3 separate regions of the Homo sapiens genome follow, and regions 1 and 2 are each linked to region 3. The links are chromatin loops, found by intact Hi-C in ENCODE. Cell type or tissue: Caco-2. All regions are shown on one strand. Links, peaks and the distances in the headings refer to the core of each region. The heading gives the core; the rest is flanking DNA.

The links. Hi-C counts contacts between places; a loop is a spot of excess contacts. Peaks named below come from ENCODE experiments on the same cell type or tissue, not always from the same donor. Only the 100,000 strongest peaks of a DNase experiment are listed, where the experiment ranks them.
Region 1: a loop joins it to region 3, with 7 times the contacts of the local background. A loop is called at or near these places in 2 of 110 quality-filtered maps.
Region 2: it touches region 3 in a loop (8-fold over the local background); 5 of 110 quality-filtered maps call a loop at or near these places.

What each region holds. Positions count from the first base shown.
Region 1 is chr11:106,459,918-106,464,917 of GRCh38, forward strand. No RefSeq gene overlaps it. Among named protein-coding and RNA genes, the nearest start is that of LINC02719, 330 kb to the left of the region's middle. RefSeq lists an enhancer at 1,619-2,818. In Caco-2, for the core only: no CTCF peak of the experiment used is centred there; DNase peaks (open chromatin) are centred at 2,134, 2,574 and 4,194.
Region 2 is chr11:106,304,804-106,309,803 of GRCh38, forward strand. No RefSeq gene overlaps it. Among named protein-coding and RNA genes, the nearest start is that of LINC02719, 180 kb to the left of the region's middle. In Caco-2, for the core only: no CTCF peak of the experiment used is centred there; a DNase peak (open chromatin) is centred at 2,348.
Region 3 is chr11:106,153,756-106,160,017 of GRCh38, forward strand. No RefSeq gene overlaps it. Among named protein-coding and RNA genes, the nearest start is that of LINC02719, 25 kb to the left of the region's middle. In Caco-2, for the core only: a CTCF peak has its summit at 2,624 (motif pointing right); a DNase peak (open chromatin) is centred at 2,666.

The DNA of each region.
Region 1 (5,000 bases), core at 1-5,000, 310 kb after region 3:
AATGTCATGGTGATATTGAAACAGAAATCAAATATTAAAAAATACACAAAAATAGGCTTGCTCTATTTAAGAAAACTATAAAATCATAGATCATGGTATTTACTAGTTTCATATGACATGCCTCAGAAGACATTACTCCAAATTATAGCTCCTTGGCATACTGAGCAGTTTAAGCTGAAGGAAATTGAGAAAAACCACAGAAGCATGAAGGTCACTCTCTGATATGCTTCTGCCCTTCTCCCCTGAAGGAGATGATAAGACCCTCATTACCACCTTTATCTCTGAAGACACAGGGATATAGACAAGAATCTGTAAACACAAGCGTGGCTAAGTCGCCCTCCCCAAGTTTATTACCATTAGTTAAAACTCCTGTCCTCCAATCATACTTCTGCATGACTGTCCATGAAAATACATAGATCTTCTCATAAAACAGGCCTGGCACGGTGGCTCACACCTGTAATCCCAGCAGTTTGGGAAGCTGAGGCAGGTGGATCACCTGGGGTCAGGAGTTAGAGACCAGCCTGATCAACATGGTGAAACTCCATCCCTACTAAAAATACAAAAATTAGCTGTGTATAGTGGAACGTGCCTGTAATCCCAGCTACTCGGGAGTCTGAGGCAGGAGAATCACTTGAACCTGGGTGTCAGCAGTTGCAGTGAGCTGAGATTGCGCCATTGCACTCCAGCCTTGGTGACAGAGCGAGACTCCGTCTCAGGAAAAAAACCAAACTTTTGTTAAATGCATTTGTATACTTTTGTTAATGTGTCTTTTGTTACCGGAGCCTCAGCTTGCAATCTTGCAATGGGTGAAGAAAAAATAACATTTTTTCTCCCCTATACTAGAATGCATGGCTTCATCAAGGCAGACACTTTTATTTGTTGGAAGCACCACTGTATCCTTGCCCAGAGCCTTCCTCTAGGACTGGTGGCTCGCTGTAAAGATAGAGAAAGTAAGGTAGAGGAGATCAGGTCAGCAAAACTGGTCTACGATGGCTGTGTTGCTGATGAGGTAAATTTGTCTCCTGTATCTTATTCCTGTAGGTTGTTACAATCAAATTCCTTCTGTGGGGGCCAAGGGGAAAGGTTCACTAAAAAACCAACTTGCAAAAGGCAGGTTAATAGGAGAAAAGGCACAAATATTTATTTGGCGTGTATACACGGGAGCCTTCAGAATGAAGATAGATACTGGGGAAAATTGTTCATTTTTCTGGTTGTATTCAACAAAATATGGATAGCTGTGTAGAAATATGATTGGACAAAAAGAGTATGATCTAATGTTAATAGACTGAGTGAGGAACCGGGCAAGTCCTCTTTCCAGATTCTTCTTGGTGTCTCTGAGCATGCATTCCTTCCTTCTGGGTGTCAGCATGACCCTGTCTGGAATGGGGGCATTATGACCTACAATCAAACAAGATAGGTCAGATAATTTCTTTATGGCCAGTTTTTACAGAGAATATTTTTAGGTTTTATTTCTGGCTTTTGAGAAAAGGGTTCTGGTTTTTATGACCCACTTTCAGGAAGAATGATTCTCGTTTCTATGGCTAGCCTCTGGGGAGAATGGGCCCGAGAGACGAGAGGACAGGAAAAGGTCAGAGAAGAACTTTTGCTTGTGAGACTGCTGCTGAGGCTTTCATTTTGGGGAATTGTTTTCTGATCCCTAACTCTTCACTGCACGTGATTGTAAATATTCCTTATCAGACCAGTACATGAACCAGAGATTTCTATGTTGGGATTGAGAGGGTAAGGTACTTTGAAAGAAAAAGCACAAACTTGGAGAAAGAAATCTGTTTCTAAATTTGCCCTCAGCCCTTTTCTGGAAATCACCAAAAATGAATCTCTAGATGAATGGTGTCCAATAGAATTTTTCTGACCATGAAAATGTTCTATAATATGTACTGCTCTGTAGCTGCATATTAGACTTAAACTGACGGATCACTTGAAATATAACTAATGTAACTGAGAAACTGAATTTTCAATTTTAGTTACGGTTAATTAATTTGAACTTAAATAGCCACATGTGGCTAGTGGCTACTGTGTAGGACAGCACAGATCTCCATCTATGTTACCTGAAGTGGTGTGTTTATTGCTGGGGTGGAGGACAGGGGGTCAGGACAGTAGAGTACTTTCTGCTAATTGGTGCCGGGGTCAAAGAGGGCTGGTGCTGGGTCACAACACAGTACATAGCTTTTTGGAATGGATATTCTTTCAAATAAGGAAGTTGTGTTTTCTTTTACAAGAAGAAAGCAAAATCAATCTTTCCCTTATCACATAGTGGCAGGTCATTATACAGAACCCAAAGGAGGCTATAACAAATCGAGGGTTCCCAGAAGTGCATTTAGTAAGAGAAAACAATGAAGGTTTGTGATGTTTCAGATGAAAAGGGAGTGTTTGGCTTTCTTTGTCAAAAATAGCACTTAGATTTGGAACCATACCTTTGACCTTCAGATCTGATAAGGAAGATAAGAGGAATTTATTGCTAAACCTCAGATCTGTCAAGTCAGGGTCAGATGAAACATTGCATTCCTCTCTGATAAAGAAAAAAGCATTTGCAGAAAAAAGGGCCAGCTCCATTAGACCACACATGGAGATGGAGATGGGAAGAATTTCAAGCAGCATGCTGAGAGGAAGATAGGAGACCAAGTAGGGGGAAAATGAGCAATAGTTGGTTTACGTTTGTGCAAAGGAAATAAGAAATAAAATTAAGATTTTTGTATTTTTGTTTAGAACATGTCCCCAGAAAATATGGTTTCTCATCAATCACGCTGTTTGGAGTGAACAGAAGTACCCCTTCTGAAGGGAAATTTGGCAGTAATTACTCAAGAACCATTCAAATATGTAAATTTTGACTGAGCAATTCAATTTTTAGAAGGATATCATAGGAAATAATCTTAACTATGCAATGATACAGCTAAAGTCAGCTGAAGCAGCAGTTATTGCAACATTAATTATGGACAAAAATAATAATTGAATGTCTATCAGCAGAAGGTTGTCTGGTTAAATTATATTACTTCTGTACAAAGGAACATTATGCAATCAGAAAACATGTTGGGAGAGGCCTTTAAACATGTAACAATTTAATATTATATGCATACATACTGTTTTTCTTCATCAGTATTTTAAAAATATTCTTCATTACATTTCAAATTTTCTTAAATAATCTTTTCAAGTATATTAGTTTTATAATTAAAAGTTATTTTTTTCAAAATGTTAATGATATTTTTGTTTTTTTTGCCATCCAGGTTTTTCTATTCTATGAACTCCTTGTCTTGGGCTGTCAAAAAGATCTATTTGAATCTGTAAACAAGTAGAGATTACAGTGTGCAAAAAGTAATCCTTTTTGGCACCTCTAGTAAGCTCTGCTTCTTGCAGATCTCGGAGGATCTTAAGCCATATAAGCCATCACTAAAAACCATAGTTAGTGTGTAAGCTGCTTTATCCACTTATGATTTTCTTTTGGCTCAGGAGATTTACATTCTGCCTATTCATCACATTTACTAAGTAGAGAGCTATTTCACAGCTACCATCCTACAATTACTCCCTGCTGATTGTTTCCTAATTCTCCTTGGAGAGGTCTGAGTCTCTAATTGGATGGCTAGAGGAAATTATCCTCAGAGGTCATGTCACTATTCTGGTCAGTGAAAATTTGCAATGGATTTTCCAGAAAGTATAAAGTCTGGGCAGTAGAGGCCCACTGCCTCTGTCTGTGCAATGCTATTTCTGAATACAAGGAATTTTGGCTTCTCAATTCTTTCGAACAGTACTAAAGTAACACTAAAAAGGGTGAGAAAGAGAGATAACAGTACTGGAAGAGGAAAAAGAAGAAGAAGAGGAAAAGAAAAGAAAAACAGTAAGAAAAAAACCCAACCTGTATTTCACATATAATGGTCATGGGAGACATTAGAAGTCTAGAGTCATCCTTATTTGTTTTGATTGCTCACGTTGAAAACCACAGCCAATTTTCCAATCTGCCACCTTCACTCTAACTGGGTTAAAGTAGTATGCATTAGGAAGCTTTTGCAGAAATGAAATTATTTTGCCAGGAATGATCGCAGAAAGAATGTTCTCATAACGAAAGGCCATGTTAGGTCTTTCTCATTTCTTTTGGGGAAGCCAAATCTCATGAAACAACAACACATATATTCCCAGGAGTGACAGGACATGCCTTTCCTATCAGTGTCATGTGGGACAGAATGTACACAAGTCGTGGGAATATCCAGAAAGCTGAGTCTACTGCAGGAATGCTGATAGCTTAGCTAGACTTCAACTCATACCAATATTACTGTGTAATTTGCAGACTGTAGATATTTTCTTAAGCAGATTTTATCAGACTAAAGGTACCACTTGACACCCACACTCAGGTTTTATAATACAGGCTCTCAGGTAACTTATACCTCTGCACGGCGCATATACCATATATATAAAATCACTTGCTCAATATCTGTCTTTCTCTTTATCATTATAAGCCTCCTGCTTTCAGGAACTATGCATTTTTTGTTCACTCTTGTATTCCTTGGGCCTGGTGCTGTGCCTAGGACAGAGTTGACACTCACATAAACTCTGCATATTGAATGAATGAAGGAGGAGTGTTTGAGGGAACCTGACAAAAGAAGACCTCACTAAAATGGCATAAAGGGCAGTGCTGATAAAATGTCATGTCCATCACAAAGTACTACAGGTCTATTTGCTGTCACTCTCCATTAACCTGAAAATAATACTAGTTACCATTTATTGAGTAGCTACTATATATTCCAAGGTCTTTGCATACATTAGGCCATTTAATTCTGAGAATGCTACAAGGTAGCAATTATTATTTCATTTTGTAGATTAAAAAACTGATGTGCAAAAAATTTACTTAAGATCACAGCTGCAGAGCACATAGTAGGCTCTTAACAATGACTTGTCAAAAAAGGAATGCAAGGGAAGAGGAATTTAACTAGTCATTTTAACCTAAAGCCTATTTTTTTTTTTACTCATTGTATCCCACACCTTCCCAGATAGGA
Region 2 (5,000 bases), core at 1-5,000, 150 kb after region 3:
GGGCTATCAAAAAGATCATGGAGTGGGAGCTCTTGAATCTCAGAGCAAAATAAAGAGGGAGTGAAATATTGAAAGATCAGTATTTTGGTGAGGAGTTCAATTGGACAAAGTTTTCCCAATCAGAAGCAACGAGAGTGGAGAGTTTCCTATAAAAAAGAAAATGGTTCCAGTGTTCTGCCTGGGAGGTACTCCCCAGGGCAGACAAAAGGGAGAGCACTCGAGTCTCACTGGACAGTGGAATGAGGGCAAGGAGGAAATTTAGGGAGAAAACCTTTTCATTCATTTCAGGGAGAAAATAGGAGAATATGAAATTTCTGATAGTTCTCTGCAAATGGGCCAGGTTTAAAGGGGGTGGGTGTGAGAGAGAAAGAAGGGGAAGAAAAAAGACAAGGGAAGGAAAGGAAGGTTGTGAGGTTTCCAGCCACTGCACAGTGCAGAGCCAATGTCATCACCACTCTTGCTAGTCTCCCATCAGGGAGAGCCTCAGCATCCTAGACCTTCACAGTGTCAGATGAATCCCTCCCACCTTTGCAAGTCACAAATCAAGGTGAACTGTTTCCAGCCAGAGGAAGCTAAGGGTACTTTTGGCTGAAATGAGTACGACTGTAGGTGGCCCTCTGAGATAATCAGAGGAATAAAGTTGGAAGATGGGGAAAGAGAGGGGGAAGGGGAAAAAGAAAGAAAAAAAACTGAGAGACATAAAGAGCCCAAAGAACCTGGGCATGCAGCAGGACTCATCCCAGCCATTGTTCTTTGGGTTGATCAAGCCCGACTGCCTACCTCCTCAACCAGTCTAGCAGGTTTGTTGGAAACTACTCAGAATCTGATGTCAGCCAGTCTGAGGGGTTCTTAAAACCTAGCACAGAGGTGACTAGGACCTCTTACTCCAGAAATCCCTAAGCCAATCAAGAGGGAAAAGAAAATGAGGGGCAGGGCTCAGAAGGAGAACAAAAGTACCTTGGGCCAAGAGAGGACTCACTGGCTGTAGAAACACTGAAGCAAATATTTCAAGTGGCCACTTCATCTATCACAAGGTCACATTCTGGAGGTCTTGCTGGCTCTCTGGTGCTTCTCCTTAGGGAAATATCCTCACTTATGGGCTCCAGCAGAGTCACCAAGGCTGTTACTGCAGCCCGGACCCCACATTTATTGGTTCTTGCATAAGTAGAAATTAACACCAGGATAAACAGAAATTTTTCTCGGCCACGATTTAATAGATTTGTGAATCAAACATACAAGGAAGCAGCATATAGGAAAGGAATCCTGGTACTAGCTCCCCAAGGGGCTCAGTTCTCATCATTTTAAGGAAGGTGTTGTAGGAAAAGGAATGATGTACAAGCAATGTTTAGATGGGTTTTTTTATACACTTGCATAGTGGGGCATCATGCTCTAACATGTATCACATGACTAGAAAATGGGGGGATAAGCCTCATTGTCAGTGGAGATTTTAGTATTTCAATGAGATTATAATGAGGAAAAAGTCAATGGAGGGTCAGGATTGGAGTCCATCTTGTCTTCTGGCAGCTGCATATGCTGCCTAAGAAAACAAAAATGGTCCCAGGTTTATATTGGGAATGCTAGAGTCTTGCTTCAGCAACCTCAGAAGGCATCCATCCCTCAAAGAGATAAATGGTCAGATGCTTCCTTTTATGGTTAGCAATTCAGCCTGGTCAGCTAAGTTACGAGAGCCCTCCCCTACCTGTTACATGACTTGGGTCAGCTTGTTAAGGAAGGCAAAAGGCAGGAGAGGAATATGTCCAGATAACTAAGGCCCATTGGGACCCTGGTTACTGTGTCACTTGTCTGCTGGGACCAAGTCTCTTTTTTATACTATCTTCCACTGACTTGCATTCCAAGTACAATAGTTCTTTCAACAGAGCCAGTAGTCTTTTTCTTCTTGGATACTGCCATCTTCCTCTCTCCATAATGCTGAAATTTTGGTTACAGTGCCCTTAGAAAAAGATTCCCCCTCTCTTCTATCAATAGACAGATAACTTTCCTCCTCAAGTTCTTGCCTTGCCAATGCCTCCCTCTCGTCTTGATTTTCCAGTATTAGTTGGCCAACAGGGTCTGCTGCTTCCTCTCTGGGTCCAACTTGGCTGTTTTAGATATGGTTGCTTTTCAGAGGTCAAGCATCTCTGACTTGAAGAAGTGCACAGCTGAACAGATGGGTTTAAAAAAACTTGAGATTATTTCACTCTCCAGAATCTCCAAGTCATTTTATATGTTATTTCTAGGCCTTCCAAATACTACTATGCCTGGCATGAACCAAAACATTTCTTCCATGAAAATGACTGCCTTGTCAAGCTAAGTGCACATTCTGTCAATTGTCCAGCTTCATGCCAGCAGAGGGCAGGCAGGACAGATAATGTCCACAGACAATCTCTGATCCTCAGGTTACCTAATACATATGTTGATCCTGTACAGAATAACTCTGGGAATTGTATCAAGATTGTTAACCCTTGGCAAAAGGGTCTATTTGTCTTATCAAGGCATAAATTGATTAGCTGCCTAAAAGCTCTGGTACTTGTAGAATTTAGAAATTTTTTTGTATTAAGCTTTCTGGAAAGAATTGTTTTTCCAAGCCCATCTGATCCCCAGAATTTAAACCAATAATTTAACATCTTGACTAAGCATCAGAATCATACCTGCAGCTTATTAAAAATGCAGATGCATAATCCTCATTCCAGACTTACTAAAGAAATCACCTGAGTGTTGGGCCCGAGTATACCTGTAAAAGCTGTATACATTGTTTTGATATATAATCGGAATTGAGAATTCCAGATTTCCAACCCTGGGGAAATAAAAAGCATTGTTTAACCACTATTGGCTGCTTTGTGTTGTTGGCTTCAAAGAACTGTTTCAATAAATGTCAGTCTGAGGATCTTAACAAGATTTATTCAGTGTTAAGTACCGAAAATGATTTTCCTTATTGGTTAGCTTATTTATTTATTTATTTATTTTATTTATTTCTGTGGTGCTGCTGTTTGTTTTCAGTCTTTAAAATGGCGAAGAGTTGTTAAGTCATGCTGTAGTATATTTCCATTTGGCTCTGTTGTGTACATTAAAGCTCCCCTCAGATGGGTAGAAAGGATGATAAAACATATTTAGATAGCATCTCTGCACTCCTTGATAAAAACTGTAATTTTGGCTGCACTACTCAATGGGTGGTTGATCACCACACTTACAGGGCTCAATAAAAGCTCGAGGTTTAAGTAAGAGGCCTGAAATCTTGGAAGGGAAAGTTGTTCTGTTCCGGAAGATTGCATTGGACAGAGTCTCAGTGAAATCCTGCTCAGAGTATCCAAAACATGGAGACCATGCAACTGTTTTCAAGATGGTAAAGAAACTGACTTACTATAAAAATAATAACTTTGTGAAGAAATATAGGCAGGTATCTGAGAGAATGAGGGAAGGTAAATAGCTCTAAGGATGAGGCAACAAATTTATTAAAAGTCTGGGTTCTGGAAGGAGAGGTAGTTAGGAGTTTCCTGCGAAGGCTATGATTAGTCATTACCAACTAAAAATTACTGGGCCAGCTTTGCCAGCAGGCATTTGAAATTGTACATTCTATTCAGTATTGTAAAGATGGTTTAATGTAAGAACATCAATGCACATAATATACTATATCAATAGGGAAAGCCAGATTTATAAGACTTTAATAGTTTGCTAAAAGACATTTGCTAAAAGTAATTTACTATTTTTTAAAATATAACAAAAATAATAGTTTTCCACAATATAATAAAGAACAACTAAGATTATGTCAATCAGTGCTGACAAGAGTATACGATGAAACAGGCACTTTCATTAATTGTTTGTGTCAATGTAAACTGGTTCAAGAACTTTGAAAAATAATTGAATCTATATATTTCATGAGACAGATAAACTTTGACACATTAATTCAAATTTTGTCATTCTTTCTTAAAAAAAAAATCCAAAATGATGATAAAAGCTCCAAGCACAGAGATACTAATTTGAGAATTATTTATTAAAATAAAATTAGAAGTAACTATATGAGGGATATCCAAAATGTCTGAGTGTGCCTGCCTTAAGTTTAAACAAAATTTTTGCATGCATATCTTTTACATGTCCAGTTATTTATGTGTAAATTATACACATGTACTGATGTGTTAATATATTCTATTACATGATAATATATATTATATAGGCATACACACAAGAGAAATTGAAAAAGGATGAATTAAAATGTCATCAGTAATATTTTTTGGTTAGGACATAGTGATTGAGTATACCTTCTATTTTTGAAAATGTTGATTTAATATTATCTATTGCAGCAATTCCATGGTCTTCATTTAAGACCACTGTTTTTAATACTTTTTAAAAATCAAGCTTATTTTGACAAAATTTGCACAGTCAAATTCATTCTTTTAAAGAATACAGTTTAATGAGTTTTGACAAATGTATGTAGTTCTCTAACCACTACCACAATCAAGATAAAGAATATTTCCCTAACCTCAAGAAGTCTCCCTGTTCCTCTTTTCAATCAATTTCCTGCCCCTAACCCCAGCTCCTGGCAATTACTCAATTTCTCTCCCTATAATTTTTTCCCTTTGGTTTTCACAAATCTAACAAAAATAATGAAAAGAGTCTTCCTCCATATAATAAAGAGCAACTAAGATTATGCCAATCAGTGCTGATGAGAGCCAGAACTTTTCCTTTTCCGGAGAGTCTTATACATTGTAGCACTTTTGTATCTGGCTTCTTTCATGTTGCATAATGCTTTTGAGGTTTAAACATCCTGTTGAATTTATCGGTAGTTTATTACTGTTTTATTTATGGGTAGTATTTCTTATATAGATATACAACAATTCATTCATCAGTTGATGGATATTCTGGTTGTTTGCAGTTTTGGGCTATTATGAATATGACTGCTATAAAAAATTGTATACAGTCTCTGTGTGAATATATGTTTTAATTCTCTTGGGTAAATACCTAACAGTGATATTTCTGCTTATATGGTAAGTGCATGTTTTCTAAAG
Region 3 (6,262 bases), core at 510-5,509:
TTGAGCCTCTGATATTACCGACTACTCTTACTTGAAGTTCTCTCTTCTTGTGCCTTTGGGACGACACATGGTTTTGATGCTCTTTTGATTTTCTTCCAATCACTACAATGCTTAGGTTCCTTCTGTGTCATTGTTTTTCTCTTTCTCCCACCAACTGGCATTGTAGGCATTGCCTAAGGCTCAGTCTTTGTTCTTTCCTTATTTCCTTTCATTCCTTTTTTTTTGAAAAGCACGGCTTTTCTCATAGTTTTAGTCGTCACTTTTATGTTGATCTCTATGTCATCCAAGCTTCAGTACTGCCCTCACCCTCCTGCTTTGAGCCTGGATGTCCAGCTCACTACTTAAAATGTCCGTGTAGTCAACACAAGGGACTTCAGGTCCAACGTACACAAAATTAAACACTTCATCATGCTTCTCAATGGCCTCTCCTTCCAATTTCCTGAGTTTTGTACTAATATTCTTTATTTTTGACTTTTCTTTCTTCTTTAATCTTTACAGGTAATCAGTCTCAATTTGTATGGTTTCTTTGGGTAGTGGAATGAAAAAAATGCAATTTGAAGTCAAAATGAACTGCAACTACTTCTGCCTTCTGGGTTTTTGTGTGAGTTTGGGAGGGAACTGTGGTGAGAATTGGCACTATATATTTCAGGGGGAATGTAAATATCTATACTGCTTCCTTTCATTTACAGAGGCTTTTGGGTATGAAAAGCAAGGCACAGCTGAAACTTTAGTCTCTGGTAGTTTGTTTATTTACAGAATGGTAACACTCAGAATTGATGAACTTTTTTTTTTTTTTTTTTGGACAGAGTTTTCCACTTGTTGCCCAGGCTGGAGTGCAATCGTGCAGTCTCGGCTCACTGCAATCTCTGCCTCCCAGGTTCAAGCAATGGTCCTGCTTCAGCTTCCTGAGTAGCCGGGATTACAGACACTTGCCACCATGCCAGGCTAATTTTTGTATTTTTAGTAGAGACTGGGTTTCACCATGTTGGCCAGGCTGGTCTCCAACTCCTGACCTCAAGTGATCCAGCCGCCTCGGCGTCCCAAAATGCTGGCATTACAGTCGTGAGCCCCGGCGCCCAGCCTGAACCTTGATTTTTAACAGATCTTATTAATGAATGTTCGGTTATGCAAATGCAAATCCAGAGCTGAGGAGTGGGTGGAAAACAGACATTTTCTATAAAATAAAGGGTAGGAATTAAGAAGTAATAGAGACTCAAGGGAGTAAGGGATTTAGGCAACAAAGTGGGAAGCTGGAGTCTCCAGAGAAAGTCTCCTAATGAAGAACCGTGGGTGTCAGGCTACTTAGAACTTGTCGGAGCATGGCTGTCTAATGTTTAGTTTAAATGGCTTACTTAGCAGCACTGTATAACATCATTACTTCAAACCTTTAGCAAAGTCTTTTTAATACAAAAATATTCAGTGTTGAGCTGGGTCTATATCTGAATTTCTTTTCTTTTTTTTTTTTTTCTTTTGAGACGGAGTCTCTCTCTGTTGCCCAGGCTGGAGTGCAGTGGCACAGTCTCGGCTCACTGCAAGCTACACCTCCCAGGTTCACGCCATTCTCCTGCCTCAGCCTCCTGAGCAGCTGGGACTACAGATGCCCGCCACCACTCCTGGCTTATTTTTGTATTTTTAGTAGAGACGGCATTTCACCGTATTAGCCAGGATGGTCTCGATCTCCTGACCTGGTGATCTGCCCACCTTGGCCTCCCAAAGTGCTGGGATTACAGATGTGAGCCACCATGCTGGGCCCTATATCTGAATTTCTATGAAGCAGAGACAAAAAGAAGCCACAGGGGTTTGAAGATGACGAAGAGATTTCACCCAAAATAGGGAGCCAAAAGTGACCACGTGGGCCCTTAGAAATGTACAGAAACTTCAGGAAAGATATTGAATTTCCTATATATTGAAGTAGCCTAAACCAATTTCATCTAAACCTCAAAGGACAAGGTGACTTTAGCTGCCATTTGGGTTACATTCTTTTCTTCTTTTTTGAGACAGAGTCTCACTCTGTTGCCCAGGCTGGAGTGCAATGGTGTAATCTCGGCTCACTGCAACCTCCGCCTCCCAGGTTCAAGTGATTCTCTTGCTTCAGCCCCTCCAGTAACTGGGATTACAGGCACCCACCACCATGCCTGGCTAATTTTTGTATTTTTAGTAGAGATGGGGTTTCGCCATGTTGGCCAGGCTGGTCTCAAACTCCTGACCTCAGGTGATCTGCCTACCTTGGCCTACCAAAGTGCTGGGATTACAGGCATGAGACACCATGCCCAGCCATGGGTTATATTCTTTTAACAGACTCTTAGAATCTGTCTGTTTCCACTTCCACCACCTCTAGCAAATGAGGTGACAGCCATTGCCTCCTGATGGGTCTCTTGGTCTCTGTTACTTCCACTTGTACATATCCATTCTTCTACCAATCTTCCATTTTGGTTTTAAGGATTCTAAGTCAGAAGTTCTTCTACCAGTTAGCTGTGTGACTCTTGCCATAACACAGGAAGATTGATAGTTAATTCTTGCTTTTCAATACTATGAATTTCTTTAAATGATGTTGGATCACAGAACAGTCACATACTGAAAGCTCTATATTTTGCTTAATTATAAACATGACTTTACTCTTTATCGCCAGCAGATGGGGCCAGGGAAAAGATTTCGCCAAGATTCCAAATGCTGACGTTTCTTTGAAGCAGCTGCTTTATCTCAGGTTCTTACACAATCCTCACAACAGCCCTATTAAGTAGAAATTATAACCTGTTTTACAATGGGAAAGTTGAGGCTGAGAAGGTTAAGTCATTTGACCAAGTCTGCATGAGTTAGTAAGTGGCAGAGCCAAGATTAGATCACAAATCTGACTCCAAACCCCATGCTCTTCCTATACTGTGTTTCCTCTCAGAAGAAAAGGAGAAGAAAAATGCTTATTTCAGCTATGTTCCCTAGATAGCAAAGCACTGAGCATTTTTGGAGATTGCAGGTGAATTGATGATTAAGCAAATTAATCATGAAAAAATGAAGTGTAAGGATTTTTAGCAGAGTTATATGAGCAGATCAGTGAAACGCAAAGTAGCAATAACCAGGGACTCTATGTTCTTGCCTTTCTTAATTCATGAAGTTATTGTAAGAACCAAAAGAGAAATGGACCCAAAAAAAGCACAACAAAAAGTATACTCTCCAAATATGGGGTTTAATGATTTTGGTTATTATTGTTTGCAAAATTATCCTTTGGATCCTATTTGTGCAGTGATTTATAATTGATTTTTTTACAGAATGTTGGCTTTTCCTGGGGAAGCGTTTACTAGCTCACTTCATAAACCTGACAGCTGCAGGCAGGTGCAATGCACAGCAGCAGCAGCAGCAGCAGTAGGTTTGCACTTCTGGGAACAGCTGGAAACTGGGAGGAGATTCTATCCAGATAGGTACTATGGAAATACAGATGGCAGAATCTGACAAGTTCTGGTGGAAGGTACATACACTTAGGCTTGAATTTTAGGCAGAATTTTTTGAGGTAATGACATTTTATAATAGTAGACAGGGAAGCAATCACCACTGAACTCCATCTCTGTCCAAATCCTGCAGTGTACAAATAATAGGTGTAATAAAGATTAGACAGCCTTGGGGAGAATTGGATATCGTGCAAATAGAAGCAGTTTGAAAGTAGTATTACTTTTCCTTTGCAAAAGCAGTATACGTCTATTTTTTAAAAGCAAGAAAATTTATATCGATCAAGTGAATGTCTCATTTTCCAATTTTCATCTTTCCCCACAATCCCTCTGCTAAAAGTTTGTCATGTATTTTTCTCTCATTTTAGCATATTTTCTCTCTTAAATATATGTATTTGCTCTCTTTCTCTCCAAATACACACACAATATGTATATGGATTATAAATGCATATATTTATGTATTATAGTTCATTTATTATATATAATGTGTATATGTATTTAAACAAAAATTGGACTCCTACTATAACTCTTCTGATTTTTGCTCCAGCCACTTACTCTATTGTGAGCATTTTTCTGCATTAGTATGTTCAACTGTACCTCATGGTAAAAGCAATTTCAAAAGCTAATTTAGAAATAGTGACAGAGAGAATATAAAGTAATACTTTGCAAGGGCTGCTGAAATAAAGAAGCAAAAGGAAATGAGTGGGAGAAATGGCAATGAATAAACAGAATGAGTTGGACAATTGTTTCTATCTCTTTATCTCTCTGCCTCTGTATGAAATACTCAGTTTTTTATTTACAAGGTGAAGTGCCTCAAGAATAAAAGTTTGATTCTCATAAATCTTTAGATGTAGTTGTTTTATGGTTAAAGAAATCTTTCATATAAATGGGCTTAGAGAACAAATAGAAAAAACACACAGGAAACTAAAAGCCAGCAGTTTCTTTTGCTGTGTAGGGCCTCTTGCTAGAACCAACCAATCCGTACAGACATCACTTTAGAAATGGGATTTATTTATGTTATTGCTATTATTTTGCTCACAGTTAAATGGAAAAGCATACTGTGAGTTTTGCTATATAAAAACAAACAACACTGCTGGAATGTATTTGACATATAGTGTTTCTGCACAAGAAAACTTGCAATGATAATTTTCTTAGAGGGAGGACTAATGCTCCCAGAGATATTCTGGATGGAGTTGAGTTTAGAATATATAAAAGGTCTAAGAACTAACATAATGTTAAAATAGTTCTTAAAAGAGGTTTCTATGTTCGCCAAGTGAAACAGCAAATTCAAATGCGTTTTCAGTTTCTACACCTGGAAATAACTCTAGAGATAAGATTAATGAGGTGTTGGAATTAACAGGGCAACATAAGCAGCACCATTGGCCCCTCTAAATAATAGCCTCCTTGATTTGAAGGGCAAGGCCAACTCTCACGTACTTGTTTGCCTTCCAGAAATCTCTTTTTATGGCACTTCCTTAATATTCAACAGAGCTCTCAAAAAGAGTTAGGGATCATGAAGAAATAAATGCATTCAGCTGAGTTTTCAGATAATCTATTGAACTAGTAGGGGGTGGAATATGATGGGGATGTGGGTTACAAACAAAAAACTAAGCCAGCAAACCAACAGGCAATCAAATCATCCCTGCCCAGAGAGCACTTATAATCTAGCTGTGGAGAGCAAGCTAGCAGAAGACTAATTTTTAAGTACAGAAGGCTATTCAACTCCTTGAAGACCAATATTAAGATTTGGGATTAGAGAATATTAAATTTTCATCTTTCTGGTGCTGAGTGTGGTGGATAGATTCTAAAGAGGCCCTTATGATCCTGCTCCTGCCTTCCACACCTTTATGTAGTCCTCCTCTCCTCCTCTTCCTCCAAGTGTAGAAGAAATCTGTGACTTCCTTCTAAGCATTAGAATATGACAAAGGAAATGAGATGTGTGGGATTATGCATATATGGTTATATTAAATAAGATCACAACTTCCAGGCTAGGTGTCCCTGGTGGCTCATGCCTGTAACCCCAGCACTTTGAGAGGTGAGGCAGGCAGATCACCCGAGGTCAGGAGTTCAAGACCAGCCTAGCCAACATGGTGAAACCCTGTCTCTACAAAAATACAAAAATTAAGGCCGGGCACGGTGACTCACGCCTGTAAACCCAGGACTTTGGGAGGCCGAGGCGGGTGGATCACGAGGTCAGGAGATTGAGACCATCCTGGCTAAAACGGTGAAACCCCGTCTCTACCAAAAATACAAAAAAATTAGCTGGGTGTGGTGGCACGCACCTGTAATCCCAGCTACTCGGGAGGCTGAGGCAGATGAATTGCTTGAACCTTGGAGGTGGAGGTTGCAGTGAGCCGAGATTGTGCCACTGCACTCAAGCCTGGGCAACAGAGCGAGACTCTGTCTCAAAACAAACAAACAAACAAACAGAAAACCACAAAAATTAGCTGGACATGATGGCAGGTGCCTGTAATCCTAGCTACTCAGGAGGCTGAGGCGAGAGAATCACTTGAACCCTGGAGGCGGAGTTTGCAGTGAGCTGAGATTGCGCCATTGCACTCCAGCCTGGGTGACAGAGCAAGACTCTGTCTCAAAAATAAAAAATAAAAATTAAAAATAAGGTCACAGCTTCCAATTTGTAAAGAGACCCTTTCTTCCATGCTGACTTTGAAGAAGCAAGCTTCCATGTTGCTTACATCCCTATGGACAGGGCCATGTGGCAAGGAACTGGGAACAGACTCCTACAAAGAAGAAACTGAACCCCTCAGTTTGGCAGCTTGCAAGGAACTGATAGTATTGCCAAGAAACATGTAAGCTTAGGAATG